2 separate regions of the Homo sapiens genome follow, and region 1 is linked to region 2. Evidence: chromatin loops called from intact Hi-C (ENCODE). Cell type or tissue: GM12878. All regions are shown on one strand. Each heading gives the region's core, and the rest is flanking DNA. Links, peaks and the distances in the headings are about the cores only. Region 1 overlaps FER (FER tyrosine kinase). Region 2 overlaps FER (FER tyrosine kinase).

Region 1 (4,405 bases), core at 242-4,241, 57 kb before region 2:
AAAATATAGGATTTACTACAGTGAACAGTTTTTTCCTCACTGAAAAAATTTTTAATGAATTAAAATAATGTAAAACATGATTGAAAGTTCCCTTTAGTTTTTCAGGTAATGAGGAAAGGTTCTAAGTCTCATTTTTATATGCCAAAACATAACAAAAATAAATGCATGTCTATGAATTACAAAGCCAAGCTTTGTGTCCAGCAAATTCTAGCAAAAATTTTAAATCTTCTTTAAATTTTATATGAATTTACAAATTTTATCCTGTTCACTGACGGGAGGTCACTAGAACTCAGTATATAGTTGAAAATATTTCCAATTGTCTCTTCCCAAAATAGTGTTTTTAACTTTTAAGGACACATATTCTTTCTTTAGCTTTGTTTTATTGTTTTGATATGAGAAGAGCAGTGTTTCATTATAGGAAAACAATTATGACAACTATAAAATGGAAAGAGGTTACTGCATTAAGAAATGACCTGCATTTGGAAGTGTTCTTGTTGTAATTTCCATTTAACTTCCAGAAGAGTTCTCTTGCTACAAGTTTCTAGTGGAAACTATTTCTGTTTACAGCTTGAGGATTGCTGTATAGTTGGAATTTTGGGTTAGTTTTAATCAACGGCATTTTATTTAAAACTATTCTGTAGGCCAGTGTGAAATTTTCTTTCCTACTTGTACTTTATGAACTGTTTGAAATACACTGATAAACTTTGTGGTGTGTGTATGTTTACTTACAAAGGTATGTTACTAGATTGTTAGATGTCATCTGTAAAGAATACTCTGATTTTGAAGTTAAGGGGAGTCAGGATTGACATACTTGATATTAATGGTAATGGCATTCATTTATGGTTTTATTCTTGATGAATCCTACTGCCAAATTTGTTTTTATTCAGGTTTATTTCTAAAAGTTGGCTTTGTGCCATTGTTCTTTGATATCTTCAGAAAGTAAAAGGAGGACACACTTTTTATTGCCATATACTTGAGTGAAAGCCCACAATTTATGGGGAGTTTGGGGAACATTTCTTAATTTCGTATGTCATTGTCAATATCAGAAAAGATATATTTTGGAGGGGTTAGGTAGAATATGATTTCTTTTTCTAATTTTCAACTCTATACTGATTCTCTTCATGTTTGGTTGCTCTAACACAGTGATTTTTGTTTATCATGGAGTAAGCTAACAACTTTACAAATTAAAGTATATTAGACCACATTTATTTTATTAATCAGTCAGAGTTTTGCTTATGCATTGAAGACATTGATATTTCCAGTGTTTCACAAATGTGGGCAGTTGACTACTCTATGCCAGGGGCTACCAAAATGAAGATTATAGTCACTGCCCTCAGATGGATAGAACAAAAGTTAACAATAATGCAAAGAGATAGTCAATTTTGTGATAAAATCTACAGAATTCTTTGGGAGTAATATCAAGAGAGTCTAATATGACCTGTCAGTATGGGGACGATGATGGGAATAATCAGGGAAACTTTGCAGAGGATACCCTCTGAGTGAGACTTGGTGGATGGGTGTGTCACTGAATAGAAGGAGTAAGAAGATTCCAACTGAAGGAAAATTGAAAGCAAAGTTACAATGCTTTGTAAGAGAGAGCTTGACTTAATTGTGGACATTTTGTTGAACGAATATGAATTTTAACTGAAAAAAGAAAACTAATTTGAACAAAATTTACAAAACCCTAAAAAATGTATAATCTCATGAAAATGTATATGAGACCAATATTTTTTTTTCTTTTTTTTGAAACGGAGTCTCACTCTGTCGCCCAGGCTGGAGTGCAGTGGCGCCATCTCGGCTCACTGCAAGCTCTGCCTCCCAGGTTCACGCCATTCTCCTACCTCAGCCTCATGAGTAGCTGGGACTACAGGTGCCCGCCACCACGCCCGGCTAATTTTTTTGTGTTTTTAGTAGAGACAGGGTTTCACCATGTTAGCCAGGATGGTCTCAATCTCCTGACCTCGTGATCCGCCTGCCTTGGCCTCCCAAAGTGCTGGGATTACAAGCATGAGCCACCGCGCCCGGCCAAGACTAATATTATTCTTAAGCTTCATTGGGAAAACTAATTTAGGAAGGCTAAGATTGCCAGGAAGAGAGTAATATTATATTTCATTTATATATTCTAGAAGAGATTGCCTTGTCCAGTGATTTCTAATAAGGATTACCTATGTGTACTTTTTTAGTTAAATGTAAGATACTGCTTCCAGCTTATATTTGTGTGTGTGTGTGTGTGTGTGTGTGTGTGTGTGTGTGTGTGTGTGTGTTTTGAGACTTCATATTTTATTAAGTAAAAGATTTGGTATGCTTCTGACCATTTACATTTTTCCCGATGATCTTTGAGGATTTATTTCTCTATTTTTGTACTGAAAATGATTACCTAGTGTCTGAGCTTTTCCTAAACTGTGAGTATACTGAAAAAGTATTTTGTCCTTGGTGCACCTTCAAATCATTTAAATGGTAAAATAAAGACAAAATAAATAAAAATAAAATAAAATGTTTTCTGTGACGTTTTGAACCCTTCATCATTTCTGTCACTCGTGATCTACCATATACTCAATTGAAGGCACTGTAAGACCACTTTAAGTAACTGAGACCCAGAGAGATTAAAGGAAGGTCACCTAAACAATTAGTGGCTGGGCCACTGCTAGGTCCTAAATGTGCTGACTCCATTCTGACACATTTCCTGTAATTCCAGTGCCAGTGTTTTGCTCTGTCTCATTCAAGTATTAGTAACCCTAACAGCTGGCATTTATTAAGGGCTCACTGAGTACTAGACACAGTTCTTCTAAGTGCTTTAGATGCAATGTCTGAGAATGTCAGCTTCCTGAGATCAGTGATTTTTATTCATATCGTTCACTAATGGATTCCAAAAGCCTGGAACAGTGCCTAGCAATTGAAGCTAAATGAATGAACCTTCAAAACAATAGCGGTACTATTGTTTAAGCCCGTTTTACACATGAGGAAACTCACAGTTAGGGAGTTTGAGTATCGTGCCCAAGATCATATTAAAAACAAGTGGTAGTTTCAGGATGTGAATCTCAGCACTCTGGTTCTAAGGCCACACACTGAATCTACTCTACTGCCTTGTACAACAGAGGTATCTTCTGATTACCTAGGAAAGTCAAGGCAGAAGGCCGAATGGTATTTGATGTGATGACTAAGCTTATATTTAACATCTGCACTCTGTAATGATCATGAGCAAAAACAGAAGAGGGTTCTGAAGGCTGTGAAACATAATTTTAGAAAGACAAACCAAGATGTTTTTATCATTTAATGAACAGTTGCTGAAATGCAGGAGCATTTTGTTGTTGCTTCTCTATTTAATAAGAGTTTGAATTTTTTTTCATTTTTATATACTGTTGTTTAGAATGCCCCCTTATGCTTTATCTGTTAATTAAACACACAGGATTAACATAGAGATGTGATAATCTCAGTTAGTTGACTAAGCATTTATGACTGATTTTCTTGTTCTGACATTTGATTTACAATTTTGAATATATTAAGCTGTATTTTTATTTTTAGCTTTGAAACCAATTTTGCTATAATACAGAGAGGACTGCTCAATAATTTTAAATGTATTAAGAATATATAGTCCTTCTTTAACCCTTTTTTCCTGTTACAAATTGGTATTTGTATATGCAGTGCAATTATCATACAAAGATAATGTAAGTGAACACCTTTATAAAAATTTTTTATCCTACTGCTTTATTCAGGGTAAAAATTTCCCACCACTAGTTTCACTCATTTTAATTAAGGACTTTTCCCTAAAGACACATGTGTAATATGTTTCCAGGAATGAAAAAAGAGACCTTCCTTTATGTTAGCCAATTAACATCTTGGCTTGGGTTAATGTACCAGCATATCTAGCTGCTACTTTAGAAAACAAAAATGAGAGATTTGGAGTAAAGGGTCAGAGGACAGTAGTTAACTATTTATGGTTACTGGTAGGAAAGATGCAGTATATGCAGAGACTGTTGAGGACTTAAGGGCAGTCCATTGAGCACACTGAAAGTCCTTGAGAGTGAGAGGAGAAGGAATGAAGGGAATAGTAGTACATTAAGGCTATTTCATGGTTTAGTTAGGGCTAGCCATGTCCTGTGTTACACAGATAAGATAGAAGAGAAAATTGGCTGATGTCTCATATTCTTCCTCATTTCTGACTTTTTTCCAGTCAATTACAATAAGTACATTTTGGATTCAGAATGTCAAAAAAGTGATCTTTTACATTAAACAATTACAAATGGTTACAGTTACCATTTTTCTTTTAGGGAATATTTGATTACAAGGAACAGAAACTAAGCCATAGGAGTTTTTCTTTTAACTTTTATTTTAGGCTCAGGGGGTACATGTGAAGGTTTGTTATACAGGTAAACTCATCTCACAGGGGGTTGTTGTACAGATTGTT
Region 2 (4,405 bases), core at 198-4,197:
GATTATGGCTGAGATAGGTGCCAAAAGGAAGTAGTTTTACTTGGAAAAATACTTCAGGAACATTTGAAGGTCAAAATTATGAATGCAGAGGCACAGACTAGAGTCTGCGAATAGTCGCAGCCCACCCTCCCCAGGCCTCTCATAGAGGCTCTGCACAAAAATAGTCTGTGGCAGCAGTAATCTACTAAGCAGATGATCTGCACTGATAAAAAACCATTGACTAGTTTTGATTTACCTACCTTTTCTGTTTTCTTAGTGATGGTTATTAAAGTGACAAAGAGAAAGACTACATTTGGTGGGGGTGGGGATCCCAACTTAAACCTTGTAAGAGCATCTGCTGGGAGGAAAGAAATGAACCAGAGATATCTTTTTGTCTCAAATCAAGTAAATATTTAGTGAAAGATTGGAATGTCATTCATGCTTACTACATTCAGATGTAGTATAAGAAAAACAAGGCATCCCGAATAGATTTCTTCCCCTAAAATTAAAAATTAGCCTATGGAACTATACAGGTAACTCTTAGGATTCAGTCAGATTCCAGACTTAGTGATACTGACTGGCACATCTGCAGACTTCATGGGAAGAAACAGTGATGAATCAAACGACAGGGATGAAAAGAGATTCATGAGGCATCCTGTCCACCAGGAAACCTTGCTGCATCCTAAATGCAAACTGGTTCAGTTCATTTTCTCTCATCTCCTTTCTCTATTAGTATATCAATAACTTTTCTTGAAGAAATATATACATAATTGCAAATGGTGTTGTCAGTGTTTCATAAGAAGAAAATTCCTGTTCTGGAAGCATCCAGTCGTAACTTGCTGTGCAAAATACTATGTCTTCCCTACTTTATTCATTCTTAGAGCTATTAAATTTCGGTTCTCTGTGCTAAATAAATTCATCCAATCCTGGTTCAAGTAACCTCCTTCTTAGGTCTAGATACTGTTTTCATTACTGTTGCCTTTAATTTTGTCTAATTGTAAAATGCCGAAGTAGACACAATTTGGCAGCCCTTGAGAAGCACTGCCTGCTCTTCTCTGAGTCTGTTTTTGTAAGCAGAATGTCAACTGTCTGGGTCATAGAAGAAGAAACAAACCAACCTTTGGGACCAGACCAATTGTGTAGCTGTATAAAAACACCTAGAGAATTTTTCTATCTAAATTCTGAATTTAAGATGAAAATAGACCTCTAGTACCTGAACTTTCTCTTGGGAATCTGAAAGACTGATGACGGATGCTACATGTGGGAGTTGGAGAAAAGCCACACCTTGATATATTATCTTATTCTTTGCCATTCTTAGCATAATGACCTTTTTTCAAATTCTGTCTCTCCAAGGTGCACTAAAAGCTTTTGAGTACTTGTCATACATAAACACTAAATGCAAAGATCAAGAGAAAGTAATGTGTAAGATTAAAAATAGGAGCAATGGCTTAAAGTAAGATGCTGAATGTTGTTAATGTATTCCTCTTACAGCTTCGTTGTTTATAAAAGGTTCTTTATTTAAATATCCTTTTCAAATAGTGTCTGTAGGATGCTTCTGTAAGTAATATTTGTAGATTTAAAATTATGAGGCCATAAGTATCTTGAAATATTATTTTAAGTTCAGGGGTATATGTGCAGGTTTGTTAGATTGGTAAACTTGTGTCATGGGGGTTTATTGTACACAGTATTTTGTCACCCAGGTATTAAGTCTAGTACCCACTAGACTTACTGGGTTATTTTTCCTGACCCTCTCCCTCCTCCCACCCTTCATAAGCCCAAGTGTGTATTGTTCCCCTCTATGTATCCATGTGTTCTCATCGTTTAGCTCCCACTTATAAGCGAGAATATGTGGTATTTGGTTTTCTCTTCCTGCATTAGTTTGCTAAGGATGTTCCTTCAAAGGACAGGATCTCATTCCTTTTTACAGCTACATAGCATTCCATGATGTATATGTACCACATTTTCTTTATCCAGTCTACCATTAATGGGCATTTAGGTTGATTCCATATCTTTGCTATTGTGAATAGTGAGGCAGTGAATATACGCGTATATGTGTATTTATGGTAGAACGATTTTATTCCTTTGGGTATATGCCCATTATGGGTATATTAGACCCCAGTGCAACCCCAATGTGATTGCTTGGTCTAATGGTAGCTCTGTTTCTAGGTCTTTGAGGAATCGCCACACTGTCTTCCACAATTATTGAACTATTTACACTCCAACCAACAGTGTATAAACCTTCCTTTCTCTCTACAACCTCACTAGCATCTGTTACTTACTTTTTAATAGCCATTCCGACTGGTGTGAGAGGGTATCTCATTGTGGTTTTAATTTGCATTTCTCTATCAATGATGAGTTTTTCATATGCTTGTTGGCCATATGTATGTTGTCTTTTGAAAAGTCTGTTCATGTCCTATACCTACTTTTTAACAGAGTTGTTTGGTTTTTTCTTGTAAATGTTTCTTAGTGGTCTAAAATATGTATGTACTTTTTCAGGAATGCTTTACTCTCAAGTCATTTTTGTACTGTTAATAGCTTTTAAAACAAATAGGGAATCTCCAAATGAGTAACATTTCATGGTATAACTCAGTCTGTTTCGTAAGAGTTCTTTCGTTTGAAAGAATTAGTCATTATAATCCCATAAGACAGTCATATCATTATTTGGATATTAATAGAAATGCCATTTTTTCCATGGGATAATATCTTAAAATACAAAAATAGTTTATTGAATTTTACTTGTACTGTGTTACCAAAAATAAAGGCCAAAATGAAAAGCTAAGTGCCATCTAGATCCTGTTTGTATTAGAAAAGGCTACATTAGAGCCTCACATTCCCCAGCAAGCCTTTTTCTCTCACAAATACGGTCCACAAGGGTGCTGGTCTTATGGAAATGACTGAACAAAAATCCCACCAAGATAATTTTTAGAAAGCAGAAAACTTAACTTATCCTCAGAAGCATTTTAATACATTTATTTTCTGGAGTTTAACTTAAATTTGACTGTGTGGCCCCTGTTTTGCAATCCCATGTAAAGAAATCCACAGTAACATGCCATCCCAAGTTCTTTATTAGTAACACCAGTAACTTTATAATTTTATATAGTTACAAATAGATATTTACTCAGGAAAAATAACAGATTCACACAAGACTTGCATATTATATATTTGTAAGAATCTTAAGGTGCCTATTTTTTTAATCACCTTTATTGCACTATAAATACAATAAAATGCACCAATTTTAAGGTACAGTTTGATGAGTCTTGCCAAATACATATAGTCATGTCATGTAATCATTACCACACTTCCATCATCCCCAAAAGTTCCCTCACACTGTTTTGCAGTCAGTATCCTTTTCCTATCTCTGGCCCTAGGGAACCACTCATCTGTCACTGTAGCTTAGATGTTTCTAAAATTGCATTTACATCGAGCTATGATCTCTAATGTCTAAATGATCGACATTTAGATCATTTCATTAGAACAAAACATATGCAGTATGTTTTGTTCTAGCTTTCTTTTTTGTAACTTATAATGCTTTTCAGATCTGTCCATATTATTGCGTATGTTAGTTTATGCTTTTTTATTTCTGAGTATTTCATTGTATGAATATATTACAGATTGTTTTCCAATCTCCAGTTGATAAACAGGTGGGTTATTTCCAGTTTAGGGCCATTATGAAGAAAGCTGCTCTGAATAGTCATATGTAAGTCTTTGTGTCAGTGTGTTATTTTTCTTGAGAAAATATCTAGAAGGTGAGTGGCTGGGTTCTATGGAAAAAAATTACATTTAGCTTTATAAGAAACTACAAAACTGTTTTCCAAAGTGGTTGTTCCACTTTGTGTTCTCACCAACAATGTATGACAGCTGCTATTTCTTCATGTCTTTGTCAACACTTGTTACCGTCAGTCTTGAGTTTTAGTCATTCTGGTGGGTATGTGCAGTGATATCTCATTGTGGTTTACATTTTTTTAAAATTAGAGACAGGATCCCACTGTGTTGCCCAGGCTGGTCTTGAACTCCTGCGCTCGATCCTCCTGCCTCGGCTTCCTAGAGTGGTGGGATTACAGGCATGAGCTACTGCACCCGGCCTAAAAATTTTTGAATAAAATACTAAACATTTTTTTAAAAACATTTCTGCTACTTAGTGTATTCTTTGATCATCTAACATAAATATGATTTGGAATATAAGGAAAACCTTAATACACTATTCTGGATGTCTGATAGGGTTTTAGACAATAACTTCATGGCAGTTTGATGAGGTTTATTTGTCTATTCTATAGCTAATAGATTATGAAAACATTCAGAAAATAAAGTGAATTCCTTATTGCATAGTGGTTGTTTTGCCTATTGTTGTATTAGTAGTCAGTCACCCAAATACCTAAGCTGCATAAAACCTAAACCAGTTAACATTTAAAAATAATGTTTGAGATTA

The links. Peaks named below come from ENCODE experiments on the same cell type or tissue, not always from the same donor. Only the 100,000 strongest peaks of a DNase experiment are listed, where the experiment ranks them.
Region 1: a loop joins it to region 2, with 4 times the contacts of the local background. A loop is called at or near these places in 1 of 110 quality-filtered maps.

Annotation. Positions count from the first base shown.
Region 1 is chr5:109,103,016-109,107,420 of GRCh38, forward strand. All of the region lies in intron 17 of FER (FER tyrosine kinase), which reads left to right. Among named protein-coding and RNA genes, the nearest start is that of PJA2, 300 kb to the right of the region's middle. In GM12878, for the core only: no CTCF peak of the experiment used is centred there; no DNase peak of the experiment used is centred there.
Region 2 is chr5:109,159,681-109,164,085 of GRCh38, forward strand. All of the region lies in intron 17 of FER (FER tyrosine kinase), which reads left to right. It overlaps LOC124901040 (a long non-coding RNA gene), which reads right to left. Exons shown (of 2, transcript XR_007058897.1): 2 at 3,027-4,020. Among named protein-coding and RNA genes, the nearest start is that of PJA2, 250 kb to the right of the region's middle. In GM12878, for the core only: no CTCF peak of the experiment used is centred there; a DNase peak (open chromatin) is centred at 2,391; H3K27ac peaks cover 327 bases.